Regions from separate parts of the Homo sapiens genome. Here region 2 is linked to region 1. A link is an interaction called in ENCODE POLR2A ChIA-PET data of the cell type or tissue named here. Cell type or tissue: MCF 10A. All regions are shown on one strand. Links, peaks and the distances in the headings refer to the core of each region. The heading gives the core; the rest is flanking DNA. Region 1 overlaps PTPN14 (protein tyrosine phosphatase non-receptor type 14). Region 2 overlaps SMYD2 (SET and MYND domain containing 2).

Region 1 (12,948 bases), core at 3,679-8,678:
ATAGAATATATTTACACAAACCTAGATGGTAGAGCCTACTACACACCTAGGCTAGATGGTGTAGCCTATTGCTCCTAGGCTACAGACCTGTATAGCATGTTACTGTACTGAATACTGTAGACAGTTGTAACATAATGGTAAGTATCTGTGTATCGAAACATAGAGCACAGTAAAAATATGGTATTATAATCTTCTGGGGCTACTGTCGTGTATGTGGTCCGTCATTAATTGAGATGTCATGTAGTGCATGACAGATTGCTCTGGGTTCATTCTTGGTTAGGAAGGACTTCCAGTAAGAGGTATATAAGAAAAATGGGATGATATGGGGATATGTGGGGAAGTGGATGTGTTTCTGCGAGAGACTGTGTTGACCTCGGGATGCCAGGTTCAAGGGCACTGCCTCTATAAAGATGGATCTGACCTGTCCTTGTAGATCCTATATTGTGACAATGTAAGGATTGTCCAAGGATGAATAGCACATTAATCTCCCATAACCTTAGGTGCCTCACTAAGTATGATTAAGTCTTAGGAGTGAGAATAATTTTCATTATTTTGGTCTGTAGTCAGCTTCTGATCACCACCACAATTTCAAAAGATCTCGATTTAGTGTTTCCCTGCTTCTGAATAGGCCGAGTGACTGCCTTCTTTCTCCTCAGTCTTATCTTGCCAGCATTTTAAATGTAATTGATATCACCTGCAATTTTATGCCGTCCTAAACAAGGAGTTGCCCACATTAAGTCTTTTAAAACACCATGGCATTTATTTTCACAATTGGTTGTCTTTTGTTTATAAGTAAAGCTTTTACTGCTTGCGGTCTTTACTTTTGCCCTCTGGTGGTCTTCATTTTCACTTTTCTTGTCCTTTATTTAAAACGGCCTTGAATTGGTTAACTGCACTTCTCAGCAACCTCCTCCACTTACCACCATTTGGTGTAGGCTCAATGAATGTTAACTGTTTTTTACGCTGGTTTAAACTGAATATAATTAGGACAGCGAATTTGTTTCAGAACCTGATGGAAAACAGGTATTGCATATATATTTAGTGGTTACGTTCTGCGGGCTTGGATGTTTGTATCCTGCTTGTTCCTTTTCTGAACACAGATAGTTATTTGAGTTGAATTAGCTATTTGTTGACTGGCCATTTTGCAAGTTACTGTTTTTGAAAACAAGATATTAATTTAATCAAAGCTTACTTTGGTAGTGATTGTACCTACTTCCAAACTTGCCGTAGGTTTCCATATTCCATTGAAGCTACTTTTGATCCTTAAGATGCTACATGACTGGTATGAAATCTCTCATAGTTGTGGGGAAAAGATGATATAAGAAGCTTCAGGCTGGACATAGTGGCTCACACCTGTAATCTCAGCACTTTGGGAGGCTGAGGGGGACAGATCACTTGAGGCCAGGAGTTCAAGATCAGCCTGGCCGACATGGCGAAACTGTCTCTACTAAAAATACAAAAACTAGCCGGGTGTGACGGTGCACACCTCTAATTCCAGCTACTAGGGAGGCTGAGGCAGGAGAACTGCTTGAACCTGGGAAGTGGAGGTTGCAGTGAGCCGAGATCGTGCCACTGCATTCCAGCCTGGGCAACAGAGCAAGACTCCATCTCAAAAAAAAAAAAAAAAAAGCTTCAGATTTATATTTTGTTGAAGATTAAGTAAAAAAAAAAACAACAAAAATCTTATGAAACATGGTTTTAGGTACCTTCTGACAAACAACTGGGGGATGTGCTGCATCAGTTCTGCCCATACTTTTCCTAACTGCGTATTTTCCTACCTTTAGTTGTTTTTCTTATTGAAGTCTTCTAGTTCTTTTGTTCGTGTGTGTGTGTGTGTGTGGGTGTGCTTTGAGATGGAGCTTCGCTCTTGTTGCCCAAGCTGGAATGCAGTGGCGCTATCTCGGCTCACTGCAACCTCCGCCTCCCTGGTTCAGGCGGTTCTCCTGTCTCAGCCTCCTGAGTAGCTGGGATTACAGGCACACGCCACCACGCCCACCTAATTTTTTGTATTTTTTAGTAGAAATGGGGTTTCACCATGTTAGCCAGGCTGGTTTCAAACTCCTGACCTCAGGTGATCCACCCATTTTGGTCTCCCAAAGTGCTGGGATTATAGGCGTGAGCCACCACGCCTGGCCGTTCTTTCTTGTTTCTGTTTATACTGTCACATTTAGTATTTATACATCTTTTTCTCTCAAGGAAGGCATCTGCCGTTTTAATTGGATGATTATATCAGAGGGCTCTTTTCTATATCTTAGCTAGAGCAGGTATCTGAGAAGTCCTTTTTGCCATTAACTAAGGGGCCGTCAAGTACTTTGTGAAAACAGCATACTCGTGTATGCATTTATATGAGAAATATTTTTATAAAGCGATTAACATGCCATGTGGGCCATGGATCTCTCACTGATTCATGTGTTTTCAAGAAAACATGTTTTTATTTTTTAAATTGCATTGAGCTTCCTTTAAAAAAACTGTTATTTCTCCAAAGATAAATTTCATTTTCTACTTAGGAAAACAGATGACTCTTTTTCCCTCAAATGCCTTCTGTGAAATGACATGTGGAGCTGTTAGGCATTGTGAATCTGTTTTATTTACCCCAGTGTTACAGAAAGACGGAAGGCAATTTTAGCTTCTTTAAAGAGACACTGGCCTGGGGTAAATAACAATTTAGTCCAGGTGGGTAGAAAAGAATGCTTATGACATTCTTTTCATCAGCTCCATGTGTAACCTCCAAGCAGGAGGTCAGGCAGTAAAACATTTGAGTGAACTGGTGAAATGTTTTGTATTTATTTACAAGGCACTTAAACACAAGACTGATCCCAATAAACTCAACAAGTCAGAGTGATGGAGGAAAGTATATGGTGCATGCAGAACAGTAAAAGCGGGGACTGGAGGGGGGCCTGTAGATTGCATTTAGCCTGCTCCTCTCTTCCTACCGTGGAGAGATGACCATCAGTGCAGTGGTTATGGGTGAGTTTCATGAGGAAGGTAATGAGCCCCTTTCTGTTCCCACCTGCTGCTGAACTACTTGACATTTTCTTTTAGATTCCAGGCATCCTGAAGTATTTAAATTCTGTTTTGCTGAAAATTCTTCATTCTTTTTGTGTAACTTTCTTGAATCAAAACTTCTGTTCCACCATTCTTAGTGTTGTATCTGTTATGCTGGAGTTGATGACTTGATTCCATTGCTTACCACAGTCTAATTTAAAACAAAAGCATTCTAAAACCTTCTCAGTTTCGTCATTTTTATTGTTACTATATATTTATTGGTTTAGATGTAGTTTGTAGAGAATCAAAAGAAAAGAGGACAGTTTCTTTGGATAAGACGTTCATAACCTTTTCTCCTCAAGAAAGCCTGCCACATAGTAAGCTCTGGGGTCAGTAAGTCATTGCCGGCTTAGCTGTTGTTCATTTTCTCATTGCATCTCTACCAAATGATGGGCAGACAGACTGATTCATACCTGACTGTTCTGCATATATTCTGCATATATATATATATATATTTTTTTTTTTTTTTTTTTGAGACAGGGTTTTTTTCTGTCACTCAGGCTGGAGTGCAGTGGCATGATCATAGCTTACTGTGGCCTCGAACCCCGCGGGCTCAAGGGATCCTCCCACCTCACCCTCCCAAGTAGCTGGTACTATAGGCGCTAGCCACCATGCCCAGCTAATTTTTTATTTTTTGTAGAGACAGAACTTTCTTTGTTGCCCAGGTGGTTTTGAACTCCTGGGCTAAAGCCGTCCGCCCCCCTTGGCCTCCCAAAGTGCTAGGATGACAAGCGTGAGCCACGACACCCAGCCTGCTTGCTTATATTTTGAATAAAAGATTTCATGGGGCGGGAGGGTTAAAACTCTTTGTGAATATTAATAATCCAGATTAATTTGAAAGAACTTTCATGTAATATGCTACTCAAAAAACAGTATATGCAAGCGATTATCTCTATCACCTAGCAGAAGGCTAGGCAGGATTGGTTTAACAAGTAAATAAGAATAATTTAGTGTTAGCCTGCTATACAAATAAGAGTGCTTTAGTATCTGAAACTGTCCCTGGAATGTATCAATGTATATTAGGAAGTTACTTCAGTATATTATGGACCAGCAGGCATTATTGAGAACTCACTGTGTTGCAAGTTTGGGGCAGTAACTCTGAAAATAAATAAGGTGCTTCTAGTTGGAGATGGGGGTGGGGGAACAGACTCAATCAGATCATTTTTGGAGTGGTGAGGGCTTTGATACAGGAATGCAATGCTGTATAAAGGTGCTTCCCTCTTGATTGTTGAGTTTTGTTTTGTTTTGTTTTTTGAGACAGTCTTGCTCTGTCACCCAGGCTGGAGTGCGGTGTCATGATCTCAGCTCACTGCAACCTCCATCTCCCAGGTTCAAGCAATTCTCCTCCCTCAGCCTCCCAAGTAGCTGGGATTACAGGTGCCCACCACCATGCCTGGCTGATTTTTGTATTTTTAGTGGAGGTGGGGTTTCACCATGTTGGCCAGGCTGGTCTTGAACTCCTGACCTCAGGTGATCTGCTTGCCTTGGACTCCCAAAGTGCTAGGATTACAGGCATGAGCTGCTGTGCCTGGCCTGTTTCGTTTTGTTCTTTTTAATTAAAGGCAATGATCAAATTATCTAGGAAATTAGTTTAAAGCCAACATACCTAAAATATAAAACAGAACACAAGGCAGATATTCTTAGGACATTTTCCTCAAACTAACATTTATTTATCTTGCTGCCTGAACATAAAGACTTTTTTTTGGGTAGCGTAGTTACTTAATTTTACCTCTTTTTTTGTTTCAGTTTAGCTGAATATAACTTTATCTAAAATAAAGTGAATAGCTGTTGTATTTAGAAGTAGCACAAATAATAGGGTAACTGTACCCCTTCCTTGTTCTGTCCCACTTGCACCCAGCCAACCCATCTGCCCAGTGGGATTTTAAATGGTTTCAGTCCTTGGGCTCAAGAGAACCCAGAGGAAGTTCATTTTTGAAGTCTCATCCTCTCTGTATGAATAAATTCCTTGGTCATTATCTACTGTTTTTCATTCTTTGTGAAATAGATCATCTACCACAGTGGATAATAGAGGATAATACTATTCAAGACAAAAGCCTATATTTGGAATAGTTTATGTAATGTAACATATTTAATATGCTTAATGACCTTAATGAAATGAAGATGTGAAAAATAAACTATTGTCATTCTGGGGATATCATTTATCAGATTCTAAAAGGGCTGTTTCTGAATCTGGTTAGGGAGTTTCTTTTATTAGTAGTGGCGAATAGAGAGTAGTGGTTTGGATATATTGGTGTCATATTTTAGTTGGGTAGAAATATCTCTGACATTTTTACATGATGTGTTTTCCCATCTTCTCCAAAACAATAATTTCATCCTCGGGAAGAGAAATTCATCCCATCCATGGTGGATTTTCGGATACAGTACCCAGTTCAATCTTTTGACAAACATTTATTGTTTACCATGTGCTAGGTGAAATAAATATGGTAGCTCAGGGGTTATGAAAAGATACCAACGCATTGTTCCTTCTGGGGAGGATTTTATAAGTTTTTTATATTTTAAGTACCTTCTTTAGAGGTCTTTATATTATAAGCTTTCTATATTTTATTTTATTTTTAGAGATTGAGTCTCTCTCTGTCACCCAGGCTGGAGTGCAGTGGCACAATCTTGGCTCACTGCAACCCTTGCCTCCCAGGCTCAAGTGATACTCCCACCTTAGCCTCTAGAGTAGCTGGGATTACAGGCATGTGCCACGACTCCTGGATAATTTTTGTATTTTTTATAGAGACACAGTTTCGCTATGTTGGCCAGGCTGGTCTCAAACTCCTGAGCTCAAGCAATCCACCTGCCTCAGATCATGGATATAAAGCTTTGTATAGTCTAGAGGGACTAGGGAAGGGTCCCTTTCCCTCCCTACTCCTCCTGCCTCCTGTTATATTTTTCTTTCCATGTCATCTCAGAAGAAAGGTAAGTTTCACTTTGCTGATGTGTTCCTGCATATTTTCATTTATGGCCTCTGGCTAGTGCTATGATTAGATTTTTGGGTATTTCTTACTTTATGTTTTTTTTTTTTTTAATATTATGCTCATTAAATTTGGTGAGTTGACCTAGCAGTACCATCTCAAGCTTCTTTAGATTCAATGTGCACTTTGTCTTGAGTTAATCTTAACCTTGGTGGTTAGTGTGCCAAGGAGACATACTTGAAGGCTTTTCCCTTCTCCATTTAGGATCCTTAAGTTTTGATGCAGTAATTATTTCAGAAAGGAAGACATATCATGCATTTTGTCATACATACATAAAGTTTGTTTATGTGGAAATTTTATAGTACACTGACCATGCCTTCACAGAAATGGAGGTGACCATGTCCTTGAGGCAGAAGGAGGTAGCTGTGCAGGGCTGGCAGTTGCCCTGTAAAAGATGTGGACACGACATTGTAAAGGCTTAGAGGTAGGACCGATTACATTTGCCTGGATGACAGGTGACAGCCTTAGGAGCGGAGGAGATAGCTGGGCCTGGAAGGTTGGATAGGACATATTTGGTGGGAAGATGAGAAAGAATTTCTCCAGGAGGAAAGAGGGAACATGAACTGTGAGAGAGGAGAGCAGGTGCCTTAAAGTTCAAGGCATAGTCCAGAAGCCAGGAGGAGTATGCCTGGTGCGTAGCGTAGGTGGAGTGGGGTGGGGTGGGGAACAGGAATTGCTATCAAGTGGGGATATGATAGTAGCAAAGGAATGTGTGTGCCTTTTCTGTTTGTAAAGATTAGAATTTCCCTAGGTGGAACACTTAGCACCTGCCTGCCTCTCTGAGTTTTTTTTTAATATCAAAATTAATTCAGTGTTTTCAAACAAACATTGCCTTTCTATTTCCTTTGAATCTATACCCAAGGAAAATAAATATTTACAGTCCTGGTAATACTATGTATTGCTGCGGTAAGCTGTTAGTAGTAGGTAACTTCAAACAAACTTTACCAACCACATTTTGTGTTTGTTTTGCTCTGGTGCTAATCTGGCAAGAATGATGTCCAGCAGGAAAGTCAACATATCTTAATAAACTGTCTGCTTTTATAGGAATGCTAGCTTTCTGGCAGATGTCATATCAGCCCAGCATATGCTGCACAGTGATGACTCTTTTAAATATATTTCAGTGGGAACAGCAATGTCTCTCACTGGTCACTGCCATCCTTGCAAAGGATACTCTGAAGGGCTGTGAATTACTTTTCAATTCATATATGGTACCTTGGCCTCTTGCATTGTTGGCACTGAAAACAAAACCAAAACACACAAGGCATCATAGAGAAATTATTCCTACCCCTTCAATAGTGTGGCTTCAACTGTGAAAAAAGGAAGGGTGAAGACACTGTAGAAGCAAAAATTTGTTTTATTTTAATATTGGGCTCATCAGCTATGCAGGTGCCAATACAGAGAAATTTTCTTGAGAACCTGGCAGTGGCAGGGTTAATCTAGCTCCTCTGGGGTGAGGTGGAGGTGTACTTCCTGCTTTTATGTTATCGAAAGAGGAGTGCAGGAAATTATACCTAGGTATTAAGAGCTTTGAAAAGTTGAGTACAAAGCTCTTTATCAGATATAGCAGGCCTAACTGAGAATATCAGCCCAATTGCAGTTTTTCCAGGAAAATTGTACTTTGCCAAAGGTAACTTTTCCAGGGTCAGTGAAATAGCAAGATATTTCTCAAGAGAAGGAAGTAGAAAGGAAAATCCCTTTTATGGGATTAAAAATTCAGTAAGTATCCTGAACTCAGTTTTTTTTTTCTTTTCTTCACATTTGAGAATCATTTGTTTTTATGCTAGCAATAGAGAATGCTAAGACGAAATTCAGAAAACAATTCCTGTTGCAATAGCACTAAAAATGTTGAAATATTTAGAAACAAATTTCTCTAAGGAGGCACACTGAAAAACCACAAAACGTCAATGACAGAAATATCAGATTTAAATAAATGAAAAGATATTCCCTACTTATGAATTGGAAGCTGTTATTAACATGATAGCACTACACAAAGCAATATATAGATTCAGTGCAATCTTTACTAAAACCCTACTGGCTTATTTTTTTTTCTTAAATAGAGAAGCTGATCCTAAAATATATATAGAATTACAATATACCCTTAGTAGTCAAACAGTCTTGGAAAAAAATAGGAAGACTCACATTTTCTAATTTCAAAACTCACTACAAATCTCCAATAAACAAAAGAGTGTGGTGCTGGCAGGAAGATAGACATATTATCGTTAAAAAAAAAATAAGTGCCTAGTGGATAGTGGATACTTTTACATCTAAGAGTATTTTTTCTCCCAAATGCTGAACTCAGTTTTTAAAAACTCCATTAACTAATGTGTAAATTTTTCATTGTCTTTAATCACTGAAATAAGGCTTTTTTCTACTTACGGAGGGATTTCTCTCCTGATTTATTGATAGTTGACTGGTCAAAAGGCATGGAAAAGCTGCCATTCCCTGGGCTCTGTTGCCATTTGATTTATTTAGAAGATGTAATAGGAGGAAGAATTTCTGTTCTTGCTGTTAGTCCTGCTCGGTCACGGCAGTGGATGATGGAGAGAGATGGATGCTTGTTTATTGTCGGCTACAGGAGGGGAGCTGCCAGGCGACCGAACAAAGTTCTGCTTAGTATGTGACTTGTACCGATGCCTCCAGTGCCTGCTCTGGTCCACATGCTGGGTTTAGGGGCTCTCAGATTCTCTGCTTTGTTCAATTCTCTCAACAGTTCTTATTTCCCTTCTAAAGAGGAAGGACTGGAGGGCACACTGCAAGTCTCTTTTGCAGCCTTAAATGTGTGGTGTTGCACAAAGTGGTTTGAGCTGGGGTCATGGGGTGAAGGCTTGTTTGGATGATGGAGGAGTTGGCACACATCCTCAGTATTATTTTCAGTAGTATGGGGACTGCCTGAGTCAGCCCCGCCCGCCTGCCCGGGAGCACATTAAAACTCAGGCACCAGCACCATCGAGGGGGGACCCCAGGCTCAGGGAATCAGACTGTCTAGTAGAGAGAGTCTGGGAATCTGTTGGCAATCTGCACCTTTACAAATTCCCTGGTGCCTTTTCAGTTGTAAAACCACTGGTTCATACTTTCCTATCCATAGAGGACTGCTCTAAGTCTATATGGCAAATTTGGAAAATCTTCCCTCAAATGCTGCATCTACGGGATGGTGGGTGAGTGGCCCAGAGCAATTCTTATGCATCAGTAGGACCCATACATGCGGCATGTCTTAAAATCATAGTCGTGGCTTCATGATATCTTTGTAGAGCGTTTGAGGGCTTTCAAGCACTAGGTTTATTGCCTTTTAAAATAGGGTGTTTTATCCTGTTTGAGGACTACCTCAGACTGTTAATTTTGCCCCCTGAGGTTATATGTTGACTCTGCCCGCTGCTCTGGAATTTGTAGCCTGGGAGCATCCAGATGGTAAAAGACCCCCTGGAGTTACTGAGTCAACTTTCAAAATTATCCTGGATTTAAAAAAAGACAAGGAGAGAAAAAAGGAAAATTGAGGGAGGGGGAGGAATGGTACAAGAAGGGGACCTTTCACAATTGGGCAGGCCCTGAAATTCTGTCCCTATTTTAAGTATTTTTCTTGCAATCCTGCTGCTGCTGCTGCTGGTTCTAATGATGGTGATGGTGAACAAGAGTAATAACACAGCAACCAAAAATAATAAAAATATCAGGAATTTAATGAGAATCGACTTTTGCCAAGCACTGTGCTACCCACCTTGCACACATTATCTCATTTAATCTTTATGACAACGCTATGAAATAGATACCATTATTATTGCCCCCATTTTACCGATCGAGAAACCGAGACAGAAAAAATATAGCTCAACTGACACAGCTAGCAGTAGCAGATGTGGGATTCGAACTTTGTGAAATCTGACTTGGAAGCCCAGGCACAAGATGGAATGCAGGTTAAAAATCCAAATGCCTATGGGGCTAGGCAGGAAGAGTAAATGAGTAAAGCACACCCGTAGCACACAGAGAGTGGTGGGACTGTGGCCAAGAAGAGAATGCTTGCCCTGTCAATGAGGGTAGTCAGTTAAGTCCTAGATAATTGTGCCTAGACTGAAATTCAGGCCAGTGCTATCAGATTTTTTTTTTTTGAAGAACTAATGGAAATCAGTATTTTTATGTGAGATATTTTGATGTTTAAATGGTGGCAACATGTTCAAATTTTTAAAGAACACTGAGCCAAACAAACATCAGATTGTAAGCGGGGTCTTAAATCTGTTTTGTTTACTTCCACTTGCACAGCATCTAAAACAGTGCTTGGCACATAGTAGGTACTAAGTACATGCTTGTTGAACAGATGATTGAATGAATATTTGTGGACTGCATTACACTTACAGGCAGCCAGTTTCCAACTTTCCTACTGCTTCCCCCAACTATCTTTTAGGTTTTTCTGCTGCTTCCTATCCCAGACCAGATCATTTTTCATTTTTCAGCTAAGTATATAGACCATGTGTACTTCAAAGGTTACATCCTTCTAGTTTGAATTGGTGTTTGGACCAGGATTCTTGGTGGGGATTTTAAAATTGATTTAAAAACTTATTTTTTGGCTGGGTGCGGTAGCTCATGCCTGTAATCTCAGTATTTTGGGAGGCTGAGGCGGGCAGATCGCATGAGTCTAGGAGTTCAAGACCAGCCTGGCCAACGTGGCAAAAACTTGTCTCTACAAAAAAACACAAAAATTAACCGGGCATGATGATGTGCGCCTGTGGTCCCAGCTACTTGAGAGGTTGAGGTGGGAGGATTGCTTGAGCCTGGAGAGAGAGGTTGCAGTGAGCCAAGATTGCATTACTGCACTCTAGCCTGGGCAACAGAGCGAGATGCTGTCTCAAAAAATAATACGTATTTTTTTAGCATCTAAAAACATTGTAGTGAAAAACACATAAAATTTTTTAAGTGTGCAACTCATTAGTTGTGCTGCAATCTCCAGAAATTTTCATCTTGCAAAACTGAAACTCCACCCATTAAACAACACCTCTCCATTTTCTCCTGCCCTCAGCCCCTGGTAACCCCCATTCTGCTCTGTTTCCATGAACTTGACTACTTTAGATAGTTCATATAAATGGAATCATACAGAATGTGGCTTTTTGTGACTGACTGATTGTGTCAGTTGTACCCAAGGGATTTTAATTTTATTAAATTTCCTAAGAAGAAGGAGCATGCCAAACCCTATAGGGCCACATGGAGAAGCAGCAGGATTGGTTAGGAGGCAGAAGGAGTGAGGGGACAGCCTAGGCCAAACCCTTATTTTGTTTTCCTTAGGAAAGGTGAGGTAGGACAGGGTGAGCAGCTAAGACTGGCAAGTTTGAGTAAATCTGGTAGGCTGTGGGGTACAGCAGTCTGGTGGGTGGCCCTGGGTGGATTTAAGGCAAGATGGAACACTGGCTTTTGATAAAGGAGATGGTTGGGGGTGTGGGCACTGAGTTGGTGAGTTTGCCTGTGGAAGATGTGCTGGGGCAGGGGCCTCAGAATTTACTAGCCCTCTAAGAATTGACTAGCCCTGGGAGATGCAGCCTTTCCCCAGTCAGCAAGGCCACAAATCTAAGACCATCGAGAAGGCAGAAAATAATACAATGTAGTTTATAGCAACTGGCCCTGTGATGGATGCCAAACAGAGAATTATAGAATCTAAAAAAAGACAGAACACTTAATCCACTCAGCATAATATCCTCAAGGTTCATCCATGTTGTAGCATGTATCAGGATTTCCTTCCATTGTATGTATAGACCACAAGTTGTTTATCCAACCATTCATGTGTTGATGGACACTTGGGTTGCTTCCACCTTTTGCCTGCCATGAATAATGCTGCTGTGACATGGGTGTGCAAATATCTCTTCAAGACTCTGTTTTAAATTCTTTTGGGTCTATACTCAGAAAGAGAATCCATAGATCCTAAGGGAATTCTGTTTTTAATTTGTTAAAGGTACTGCTGAACTGTTTTCTGTAGCAGCTGCACCATTCTGTATTCCCACCAACAGTGCACAAGAGTTCCAATTTTTCCCACATCCTCGCCAACACTTGTTATTTTCTTTTCTTTCTATTTTTTTTTTTTTGATAAGGGCCATCCTGTGAGGTGATACCTCATTGTCTCACTGTGGCTTTGATTTCTACTGATGATTAGTGTTGCTAAGCATCTTTCATGTGCTTATTAGTGATGCTTTTGTATTTTACAATTTGGTAGTCTGTGTTTTTAAATTGAGTCACACAATTTAAGTGTGAGTTTTGAAGAGTTATAAAAACGTATTTTTTATTAGTACCTTTTGTAGTACGGGAAAGTCTTCTCAAGGTGATTGCTTTTTTGCACAGAGAGGCAAAAGGTTATCCATTCAGCCTAACTTCAGAAGCTGTTAAAGAATCAGCAACTAGCAGTGGCTTATGCCTTGTAATCCTAGTGACTTGGAAAGCAGGAGGATCACTTGACACCAGGAGTTTGAGATCAGCTTGGGCAACACAGCGAGATGTGGTTTTAAAAATAAAAAAAAAAAACCAAAGACTTAGTTTGGCCTGGTGGCATGTGTGCCTGTAGTCACGGATACTCAGGAGCTGAGGTGGGAGACTTGCTTGAGCCCAGCAGTTCGAGGCTGCAGTGAGTTGTGATTGTGCCACTGCACTTCAGCCTAGGTGACAGAGCAAGACCTCATCTCTTAAAAAAAAAACAAAACAAAAAACAAATTGATAACTATACCTGGGGACTCTGGCCTCTGGCTTTAAGCCAGATCTTGGAGGACAGATCATTCATTCACAGAGGACCTACTGTGTGGTAGCCAAGGCATAGAACTGCCCAGACCAAGTCCAAACATATGGAGATGGTCTCTAGCTATGTGTCCAAAGTAGAGGGATTGCCTTACCTCCTGAGAGCACTTCTCTATGGAAGCTGATTAAACTTTTTGGGGTGAGATTGGGAGGGCAAATCAGGTGAAGG
Region 2 (11,934 bases), core at 4,508-9,507, 220 kb after region 1:
GTGAGAACATGGCTGGGTGTGGTGGCTCACGCCTGTAATCCCAGCACTTTGGGAGGCCGAGGAGGGGAGATCACGAGGTCAGGAGATCAAGACCATCCTGGCTAACACGGTGAAGCCCTGTCTCTACTAAAAACACAAAAAATTAGCTGGGCGTGGTGGCGGGCGCCTGTAGTCTCAGCTACTTGGGAGGCTGAGGCAGGAGAATTACTTGAACTCGGGAGGCAGAGGTTGCAGTGAGCCAGGACAGCGCCACTGCACTCCAGCCTGGGCAACAGAGAGTCTGTCTCAACAACAACAACAAAGAAGTGAGAACATGAGGTATTTGGTTTTCTCTTTCTGCATTTGCTTAGGATAAGGGCCTCCAGCTGCAACTATGTTGCTGCAAAAGACATAATTTCATTCTTTTTTATGACTGCATAGTATTCTATGGTGTATATATATATATATATAATGTTTTCTTTATCCAGTTCACTGTTGATGGGCACATAGGTTGATTCTGTGTCTTTGCTAGTGTGAACAGTGTTGCAATGAACATTTGAGTGCATGTGTCTTTTCAGTAGAACAATTTATTTTCCTTTGGGTATATACCCAGTAAAGGGATTGCTGGGTCGAATGGTAGTTCTGTTTTAAGTCCTTTGAGAAATCTCCAAACTGCTTTCTACAGTGGCTGAACTAATTTATATTCCCACCAACAGTGTATAAGCGTTCCTTTTTCTCCACAGCCTCACCAGCATCTGTTATTTTTTAATTTTTCTGGAGACACGGTCTCAATCTGTTGCCCAGGTTGGAGTGCAGTGGCATGATCATGGCTTGTAATTATGGCTGCAGCCTCAAACTCTTGTGCTCAAGCAATCCTCTCACCTCAGCCTCCCAAGTAGCTGGGACCACAGGGACACACTACCATGTCCGGCTAATTTGCTATTTTGTAGAGATGAGGGCCTCGCTATGTTGCCCAGGCTGGTCTCAAACTCCTAGTCTCAAGTGACCCTCCTGCCTCAGCCTCCCAAAGTGCTGGGATTACAGATGTGAGCCAGTATGCACAGCCACATCTGTTATTTTTTGACTGTTTAATAATAGCCATTTTAACTGATGTGAGATGGTTTCTCATCGTGGTTTTGATGTGGATTTTTCTGATGATTAGTGATGTTGAACATTTTTTCATGTTTATTGGCCACTTGTATGTCTTCTTTGCCCACTTTTTAACGGGGTTACTTGTTTTTTGCTTGTTGAATTAACTTCTTCACAGGTTCTGGATATTAGACCTTTGTCAGATGCACAGTTTGTGAATATTTTCTTCTACTCTGTAGGGTGTCTGTTTGCTCTGTTGATAGTTTCTTTTGCTGTGCAGAAGCTCTTTAGCTTAATTAGGTCCCACTTTCAAGTATTGTTTCAACTGCTTTTGAAGACTTAGTCATAGTCCTTTGCCAAGGCCAATGTCCAGAATGGTATTTCCTAGGTGTTCTAGGATTTTTACAGTTTGAGGTCTTACATTTAAATATTTAATCCATCTTGAGTTAATTTTTGTATAAGGTAAAATGTAAGGGTCCAGTTTCATTCTTCTGCATATGGCTAGCCAGTCATCCCAGCACCATTTATTGAATAGGGAGTCCTTTCCCCATTGCTTATTTCTGTTGACTTTGTCAAAGATTAGATGACTGTAGGTGTGCAGCTTTACTTCTGGGTTCTCTATTCCGTTCTGCTGGTCTATGTCTCTGTTTTGTAACCATACCATGCTGTTTTGGTTACCATAGCCTTACAGTATTATTTGAAGTTGGGTAATGTGATGCCTCTGGCTTTGTTCTTTTTGCTTAGGATTGCTTTGGCTATTTGGGGTCTCTTTTGGTTCCACATGAATTTTAGAAAAGTTTTTTTCTTATTCTGTGAAAAATGACTTTGGTAGTTTGGTAGGAATAGTGTTGAAATCTGTAGATTGCTTTGGGCAGTATGGACATATTAACAATATTGGTTCTTCCAATCCATGAGAATGGAATGTTTTTCCATTTGTTTGTGTCATCTCTAATTTCTTTCAGCAGTGTGAATTTTCTTAACATAGGTCTTCTTGGGCCAGCTTGCCTTCAGAGCAGAGAAGAAAAGCTAACAGTTTTTGATAGCTACTGTTACTGATAGTGAATAACATAAGAATCGCCTTTGATCTATTTTGGTTTAAGCAATTCTAGATGAGGTGGTGGGGTGGAGGCGGGGATGAAGCCCTGTTTAAATTATTCAGATATGTGCTGCAGTTCTTTCCAGAGCTAGCGAGAGATTTAAACTCTTCATAAGTCTCATGGCTGAAATTCAAACTAAAACTTGCTGAGCTGGTACCTGCACTGTGTATGTGCAGTATATGTGCTTGAGAGAGGAGAGAGATCCTATGAGTGTTCGACTATTGCTGACTGAGGAGTTACAGCCAGAGAGAAACTTCATATGGGCTATCCATTTTCGCTGTAGGACTATACAAAGCATTTGGAACAAACTCCGTTCCTACAAAAGACACAGTCGTAAATTTTTCATTTGCAATGTAATCTGATCTGAATTGTTCAGGAAGTCTGGGAAAAGACTGAGCAAAATAAAGAAAACAAAATTTCCTTAAAAAAAAAAAAACCTGAAATAACCCCCAAAGGAATGGAGCGAAAAGAAGTGTAGAGTGAATCACTAATAACCTCTCACAGTGGTTCTCAACCTTGGTTGTCTGGGGCAGGGATCATCAGTTCTCATTCAATTGGTATGTGTTGGGCCCAGGCACTAGGACTTTTAGAAAGCTCCCAGGAGATTCCAGTGTGCTTCTAGAATGCGGAGCCACAGGCCTATGGTAACACATTTGGGTGGAGTGGCTTTTTCGTGTGGAAATTGCTGTATACAGTTGAAGCACTCTGCAAGGCAGATTGTTTAGATTTTTCTGAGATTCTTAAGAATGAATCACAGGATGGATCAGGTTGTTTAACTACCTTGATGATGAACATTTACATAAGAATAAAGTAGCTGACCCTGTCTTTTTCTAACCTAAGATCAAGTATCCTAGAAGCAGGTGCAAGTTTTAAGAAAGAAAACCTCAGCTTTCGTTCTGCTGCTTCTTGATTCCTGTCTCACAATTTAGGATGAATATGATGAGTTACTCTTCCCACTTCCCTCTCTCAAATCCTTTTTTCTTTCTGGTACTTGATGTACTATGTGATCTTGGGCAAGTTACTAGTCCTTTCTGAACCTCAGTTTCCTTCACTGTCAAATAAAGATATCGTTTCCACCTCATAGGTTTGCTATGAAAGTTAAATGAGAAAATGCAAGCAAAACATTTAATACATTGCTTAGAACACTGTAAACGTTCAATAAATGCTGGGTACTACTACACTTTTAATTAGTCTTTGTGCTTTTTTTTTAAAGTGATGTCAACTGTTGAAATACCATCAGCACAGTCTCACTCAGACTCATAGCTAGAGGATCTATGTTTCTAAAGCCTTTGTTTTATGGGCAAATATCTACCCTACTGTGAACAGAAGGGCTCTTTGAACTTAAGAAATAGTTCTATCCACAAAGGAAGAAAAGAAATGTTACAGGAAAATGCAAGTATTTGATTATTACTGACTGGAACAGAACTTAGAAGACACGCTCCTGTCATTTCCTACTGGAGGAGACACACACAGTGATTAATTTCCTTGCTTTTAAAAATCGGAAACCATGAAGATCAACAAGTTAGAAATGTAATTAACAACTCCTGCTAGTTAATGCGTTGCCGCAGGTGCTGTTGGTCTAGATCAAAAGGATTTGATTCTGTAAGCTCCCTACTTTCTGCTACTGAAATGAATGCTTAGTGGGTTTCACCATGAAAGAAAATGATACTGGCATAGAGGGGGTTTGCAATAACAATTACTTTTAACTAATGGTGACAGAAGAAGTGACAAGTATGCTCTGTTGAACAGAGGCAGCCCCAGCCAAATGAAAAAGAGAATGGGAAAAAAGCCCCAGCAGTGCAATATAACTTCACCATAGGTTGAAATAAGACAATCAGAAACAAAGTTAGCCTCCCACCCAGCGAGGGTGGTTATACTAGCAAGGCCTCCAATCTTGTTTAAGAGAAATAAAAATTGGAGGAATTGTGGCAGAACCCTATTATAACCCTGGTCAGGGGACAAGGATAATACTCAGGCTACAGGTTTTTCTGTAATACTGAAAGGTGCTCCATACATCACTTTAATCCACAATGTAACAGTGAACGGGACCCACGTGCAGCGGGGGGCTTCTTCCCAGGGCTGTGCTGAACCTTCGCTCAGCACCAGGCTTTGTTCTGAGGCTTGTTAAAAGTTAGAGCCCGCATCCTCTTGGGGAGGCAGGAAATATTTAGGGCAGTAAGGTAGCAACTAATAGGTTTTCCCAACTATTGGAACCGGAGCTGTAATTTACAAGGAGGAAGCTGGGCTTGGTGGTCAGAGTAATGGCTGACCTAGTTATAAAATAACACAGATTTGTTTTCATGCAGGCTCTGGCCCAGACAAAATTTACCTTTGCCTTAGAAAGCAAAAAAAATTCATGAAGCTTATGAATATAGGAGAGAAATATTTAGCCTGTGAAACAGTGAACATTACATTTCCTTTTCAGCCCCTGGACAACACCTATATCCGAAGCTCCTCTTGTAGGCCCTGCACAATCTCTAACAGTTAAAGCTCGTCCAAAGAATGAATGTACACACTTTTAAAATCTCATGTTTTCCTCTGGAAATGCTCTGTCTTAACTTTTGTGCAAGGTCAGAGTAACACTTCCTTGCTACTTTTATCTTTACTTCTCTAATGCCCTCTGATTGAAAAGTCAAAAGCAAAGAAACAACGAATGCCTTTCTAACTCAGTTCTCTCATAAAGGAACTGACAATAAAATAATATCCACCGCTTCTTCCAGTTAAATGACAGATGTTACTATTAGTACTTTGTAATGAATACCAATATTATTAGATTCCCCTATGCTTGCTGTTGCATAAAACTCACGTGATTAAAAATCAAAGAAAATGACAAAACCAAAGTAATATAAATTTAACTACTTGAAAACTTAAAATACTCCTAACAGTATTCCTCACTTCAACGTTCTGTCCGTAAAACAGAAATAAACCATGGTAAAAATTCCTTTATAGTCTAATGCTAATTGTGAGTTCCCAGAACATGGTCAGGTCTGCTGCAGCAAAACATGTGTTAACTACCTGTCCAGACAGAACTGTTCTGAATCTTACTTACAGGAAAATGTGTGTTTTTTGTTTGTTTGTTTGAGAGAGGGTCTTGCTCTGTCACCTAGGCTGGAGTGCGGTGGCACAATCTTGGATCACTACAACCTCTGCCTCCCGGGTTCAAGAGATTCTCCTGCCTCAGCCTCCAAGCAGCTGGGATTAATTACAGACATGAACCACCACGCCCAGCTAATTTTTGTATTTTTAGTAGAGACGGGGTTTCACCATGTTGGCCAGGCTGGGCTTGAACTCCTGTCCTCAAGCCATCCGCCCGTCTTGGCCTCCCAAAGTGTTGGGAATATAGGCGTAAGCCACCGCGCCTGGCCTGGAAAATGTTATCTTTTTAATTGCCTACAGAAGAATTTTAAGAGTTGAGATTCTCTCATCCCCTCAGTTTTATTTTCCTGCAAACAAAATATAAAAAATTGAATTACCAATTTGTTTAGGCGAATTACCCCGAATTGTGGACTTTACCTTGAAAACTTAAACTGATCGGATACCGTTTGAACAGATTTAGCAGACATTTTTCTTTCAATCCTTATTGATTCCATTTGTATTTCTCTGAACGGAGAACATTTTTAATACTGTAAAACCTTGCACATGAGGCAGTAAGAAGACATGTTAATCTATCATAGCTAAGTAATTTCTATTCAAAAGTGTTATTTGCTAGGTACAAAAGTACTGTGCTACAGCCATACTGGGAAATAATATTTTTGTTAAAAAAAAAAAAATGAGTGGCTGGGCACGGTGGCTCATGCCTGTAATCCCAGCACTTTGGGAGGCCGAGGCAGGCGGATCACCTAAGGTCAGGAGTTCAAAACCAGCCAGACCAACATGGAGAAACCCCGTCACTAGTAAAAATACAAAATTAACTGGGCGTGGTGGCGGGTGCCTGTAATCCTAGCTACTCGGGAGGCGGAGGCAGGAGAAATGCTTGAACCTGGGAGGCGGAGGTTGCAGTGAGCCGAGATCGCGCCATTGCACTCCAGCCTGGGCAACAAGAGCAAAACTCCATCTCAAAAAAAGAGTTATTTGGGGAAATCTGCCCTGCCTACATGAGAGTGGTAAATATAAATATCAGGCAAAATGATTCAGCATCCAAATGGCCCACACGACCTGGAACTGAGAGCAGAAAGCTACCCCTAGGACTGAGCTCTTTGAAGATACAGAAGTTAGGGAAATAGCACTTACTGAGCATGTTGTCTTATTCATCTCTGAAACTCCACAGTGAGAGCACAATGCTTGGAATAGTAGGATGTTCAAAAAATGTAAATATTAAATTATTGTAAAATAAATACAAACAAGTCGATAAATAAAATGAAAGCTGTGTGGGCTGAAGTAGTTAAGAAAAAGCTTTGGACCGGGTGCGGTGGCTCATGCCTATCATCCCAGCACTTTGAGAGGCCAAGGTGGGTAGATCACCTGAGGTCGGGAGTTCGAGACCAGCCTGGCCAACATGGTGAAACCCCATCTCTATGAAAAAATATAAAAATTAGCCAGACGTGGTGGCAAGCGACTGTAATCCCAGCTACTCAGGAGACTGAAGCGGGAGAATCGCTTGGACCTGGGAGGCGGAGGTTGCAATGAGCAGAGATCGTGCTATTGCACTCCAGCCTGGGTGACAGAGAGAGACTCTGTCTCAAACACACACACACACACACACACACACACACACACACACACACACACACACACACACAAACAGAAAAAGATAAAGCTTTGGAAAGAGATGCAATTTGAGCTGGATCTTTCTTGAGTATAAACAAACTGAAGGCTCTAAGGCCTTACCTAGGAAGGAGGCAGAGGATAAGGAAGGAAATATTACAGAGAAAAGTACTCTAGATGACAAATAGACAATAGGAAGAATGAAGAATGACATTCTTCAGCTTTGCAAAGACCACCCAAATTGAACTTGGAGTCTAAGTCAAAATGCAGTGAGGGATAATGCTGGATACGATGGGAGGGGCACTTAGTAGGGAACTTGTCCTGAAGAAAGCAGGGAGTCAATGAAGAGTTCTGAGAGTATTTACAAGGATTCATTTCCAAGAATGAACAGTTGCATATTAAGAGAGGTGATGAGGCCTATGCAAAGGGCCACTAGTAAGATAAGATGCAGAAATGAGACTAATATATTTCGCAAATATTTATTGCAGTAACAGAGGCTAGTCTTCTTGCTAAACGCTGGGGTTACAAAGATGAGTAAGACCTAGTTCATGCATTCAAGGAGCAAGTGTGATAAAGGAAGTTTGTATGAGGTGCTGTGGGAGCAAAGACGAAGGGAACTAATCCAGACTGCAGAAATCAGGACAGATTTCTCAGAACCAAAGGAGTGAGCCAGGCAAAGAGGGACATAGAGAGGAGAATCAGCAAGGTGCATATATGTGTGTGCATGTGTGTATATGTGTGCATTCATTACTATAAACAATTTAGGATGACCAGAGTGAAAATAACACAGCAGAGCAAGCTAGACTCAGATATGGCTCCTGAGGCTTGGCCTGAGGGTGTCCATCAGGAAGCCCCGACTCTACCATGGAGTTCTATCAGGGGCGTCCTCAGATTCACAGACAGAGAAGATCAAGAGAGGTGGGCTTCTCTCTCTCTCTCTCTCTCTCTCTCTCTCTCACCCTAGAAAATATTTAGTAGCTGAGTGCCTTGTAAAGCTGGAACATGTGCAGAAATCAATTAAATATTGGATGAAATAAATAGATTGTTCCTAAATCCCTACTTCCTTGTTAACCTGAATGTTTTAAAGTTAAAAAACAAACAAACAAACAAACAAAAACCCTAAAGGTTTTTTTAGAGTGCTGTTTAAAATATTTACTCAGGTGTATGGGTAGGCCATATTTCATTAACTTCTAAAATATATCTACCCAGAGCTGCTGCTATTTTAACCAACATAGGGATGTTGCCAATTCATTGGACCTAAGTAGTATCTGATCGAAGCTCTCTCTTAGTTTGTGTCAGTCATGAGACAGGGTGTTGTAGTTGTAGGACTGGAAAGATGTGATGTCTTTCCTCATCCATCATAAGGGTCGTGGCCAACACCCCTGGAAGAAAAGACATACTAGCAAGATAAAAACATAACAAATGTATTTAGTCAAAGTTTTTACGTAAAACAAGAGCCTTCAAAATGAGAGCCCAATAACTCAAGAACTCAAGGAAAACTGCCTAGTTTTATGCTGAGGTTCAATGAAGAATGGACAAAAGGGTATGAGCTAATAATGGTAATAGACTGAGGGGCAGGGTAGGTCACAGAGTCTTCGCTTCTGAGGCCCTTCCAACCCCCTTCAGTGGAAAGTGCTCTGTATGCCAAAGGGCCAAACTTCGGGGTATCATTTTCTGAGTCCCAACATGGTTAAACATTCTGGTTAACAGAATGTTCTTCATGACATACCTGGATGACCAGAAGAAAGAAAAAGAACAAATCTTCCTGCCTTTTATACAGCATCTGCTGAAGCCTTACAAAGTTCAAGGAACTGGAGGTAAAATAAAGATGAATAAAAGCTGGAAAATAAGCTCCGTGGTGGTAGGGATTTTTGTTCCTTTTCTTTGGAGTTGTTTTCCAGAACTATAGAACCCACTAAGTGTCCACAAATACAAATGTTTTTGATTGAGTTAAAAAGTAGAATTCCTACCCTTAGGGAGTATACTATTGGCTCATAATTAAATGTGTCTTATTGGTGAGGTTTTAAGAGCATATGAGGCTATCACTGTGAACAGCAACTGTCACTGTACCATGGATTCACGGAATTGACAGAGAAGAGATTTTTCAGGTGGCAAATGAGCAAATGTTTCCTATCCAAACATCACCAGAGTAAGAAAAATCCCCATCTCATCAAAAATATGAGCCAGTACCTACATCCCTGAAGAGTCTTTCTTGGTACTCAGATTAAACAGAACACAGATTTCAACATAACTCCTTCCAAGTGCCAAGACATAAAATCCTTGAGCTTTTTATTTGGCTCTAATAAAAACCTGTATCTTTTTGGACAGCCAGATTATCTTACCACGTCCCTCCCCCAAGATACATTCAGGTCTTCAAGCCCTGTGTGAATTTCACTTCTCTAGGGAGTTGTCCTTGTTTCTCCTCTCCTCCATGGTGACTCCGCGTCCCCTGGGCACCAACACACCCTGAGCATCACAGTGCACTCACTAAGACACAACAGTGTCTTTGTTATTATAGCACGCATTCATTTTTATCTCTAGGGACTATAAACTTGCCAAAGATAAGCACTTATGAATTCTCAGATCCACTTTTTCTATAAAAGCTAACCCAATCCATTTTAATAACATACATACAATATTTCCACTTAGTCATCCGAAACCTTCCACTTCATGTACAAGAGTCGCTAGATTTTATGTTAATAAATTAACACAAGGAGTTCCACGCTATTTTTAAATTTTTGATTGAAAAAGAATCTGAGAGACACAGCTGGATTCTCAGCGAATGTACGGACTAGAAAGATAAGTTGTTTCCTGAACCTTCAAGACTTTTTTGTATTATTTTCCTGCTAAATTGCATATTTCTGTCCTTCAGAGAAGTCTTGAAGAGATCTGATTTCCTTCTGTTCTATTGTGTTGGTGTGAACGCCTTTGCAATTGAATAGGAAGCCGCGGAGGGTGGCAGGAACAAGTCAGCAGAAGTTACACAAAGTGAGGTGTGTGCTTTGTGACTGGTTAGAGCTCTAATGAGGCCAAGGTCATGGGTTCAACCCCTGAAAAGGCAGGTACTTCAGTTAATTCCCTGCCAAAGGACTGCACCCCTAAACTACTGCAGATTTCCTAGAAATCCAAAGAAGTGAAGGTTGGGGATGTGGGTGGGCTAACAATGCAAGTTCCTGAGAGGCAAAGGAGACCTCAAAATGCCCTGCCTCCCTCAAGTGTCAGAACAGGCCACTCATCAGGAGGAAGGGGCCAGTGCAGGGGCCCCTGCCCTGACACAGCCACAGAAAAACGCTGAGTGAGCAGGAGGATCAGAAGAGAGCTCAAGGTCTGAATCTGCCAAGTAAAATCAGGGTGCCTTGTTCTAGGTGTGTCTAGTTCCCTAGTGATCATCAGGACACACATACACATGTATTCAAAGATACGTAACCAAACCCATAGAGGAGCTGTCTGTGAGAAGAGCAGGAAATGAGAGGGAACATTCTGAAAAATCAAATTTGCCTTGCATATACCAGATAAAAGCATGCCTTGAACTCAGAAGTATGATTACCTCAACTACATCTGAGGTCCAAAAAAAGATGTGTGTGGATGGGGGGAGTCAATTTAATTATTCATGACTCCAGGAAGACAAAGCATGCTTTTAATTATTGATTGCTTCCTTCGAGGACAGAAATAAAGTGGCATAAAACAGTAATTATTTCATATTTTTATACTGACAGGGAAAAGAGGAGGGAATATTAACCTAAGTTCAAAGCAGTAAGCCTAAAACACCCAAATACAGTAGAAACTTCCTTTGCAATTCTCTCACTATATCAAATCCTAAAAGAGACAATTTTGCTGTCCTGAATTCTCACCAATTCTGAGTTCTCCCAAAGACCAGGTTCCTGCCAAACTATAGCAGTGAGCCCTGGATCTTCTCAAAGAAATTTAACATATTTTTACAAGAACCTTCTCACAGGTGGTGTGCAACTTGCCTGTTCTACAGGAATACCAACCAGGGGCTGCCTCCTATAGCTGCACCATAAATTCCATTTCCACAACTCAAGAGATTTAACTTCTGCAGAGAGAGATCCTGAAGAATGGATTTGCTTAAGGAAAAAAAAAAAAAAAAGACTATGGGCTGATGCTGCCCTATCACACGGCACAGAAACAAACTCTTTATATGTAGGTATAAAGGCTGAGATGACTAACTCTGGTTTAGTCCTAGCGTAATATTAAAAATATTCCAAGCCTACAAAAGGACCAAAGCCTCATGTTCTTTTTATGTTTTATTACATAATAATTCATACATATAAAAGAATATGTGTAGCTCTTATGCAAATTTCAAAGCATTATAATAAAAACAACATGTTTAAGTCCATATCAGCATAAAATATAGATCTAAGATGGCTGAATCAAACATTTTTTAAAACTTTAAATAATTCTTTAAACAATGCATTCGTTTGTTAAATTGTTGGCCAATTATAAATTCTATTCAATCAAGGAGATATCAGAGACGGATTAAGCCCCCAGTCTCCAGGGAACCACACAGTAGTAATGTAGGGTGAAGTCCCTGGGTGAACCACACAGTAGGTTCAGGCCAAAGGGGGGCACAGGAAGATCACACGAGGAACAGGGAGATTTGGCTCCATCCTTGAAGGTCATGGAGTCCGGCCTTTAAGAGGCACTCAATAAATATTTGACAAAAAAGGTGTGAAATTCAGAGAAACCACTTAACTTCTCTAACACTCAGTTTCTTTCTATGTAAAATGGAATAAGGCCCTGTGTATACCAGCCATCCTTGGAAGGATCAAAATAAGAATGTATCTGGAAATGCTTTATGGGCTGCAAAGAGCAATATGATTTAAAGAAATGCCATTTTATACAGGTTCTTCGAATTTTTTTTGATTGAGAGGATTCTGTGCAATTGCTTCGGGAGGGAAAGGTGTTAGATGGTGGTTTTAACTCACCAGGGTTTGAATTTCACTTCAGGATATCCTGCTGTTATTCTGTCTCTTTCATCTGAAATCGGTTCCAAACGTGCAGCTTGGTCACTGAGCCCCTATAAGCTATAACAGAAATTATGTTC

Evidence for each region. ChIA-PET counts read pairs that join two places held together with the same protein. Peaks named below come from ENCODE experiments on the same cell type or tissue, not always from the same donor. Only the 100,000 strongest peaks of a DNase experiment are listed, where the experiment ranks them.
Region 2: POLR2A ChIA-PET joins it to region 1 with 5 read pairs; 2 of 35 experiments call an interaction of 5 or more read pairs at or near these places.

What each region holds. Positions count from the first base shown.
Region 1 is chr1:214,510,618-214,523,565 of GRCh38, reverse strand. All of the region lies in intron 1 of PTPN14 (protein tyrosine phosphatase non-receptor type 14), which reads left to right. Among named protein-coding and RNA genes, the nearest start is that of PTPN14, 35 kb to the left of the region's middle. RefSeq lists a silencer at 8,726-9,020. In MCF 10A, for the core only: no CTCF peak of the experiment used is centred there; no DNase peak of the experiment used is centred there.
Region 2 is chr1:214,287,982-214,299,915 of GRCh38, reverse strand. The region is part of intron 1 of SMYD2 (SET and MYND domain containing 2); the gene reads right to left. Among named protein-coding and RNA genes, the nearest start is that of SMYD2, 13 kb to the right of the region's middle. In MCF 10A, for the core only: no CTCF peak of the experiment used is centred there; a DNase peak (open chromatin) is centred at 7,395.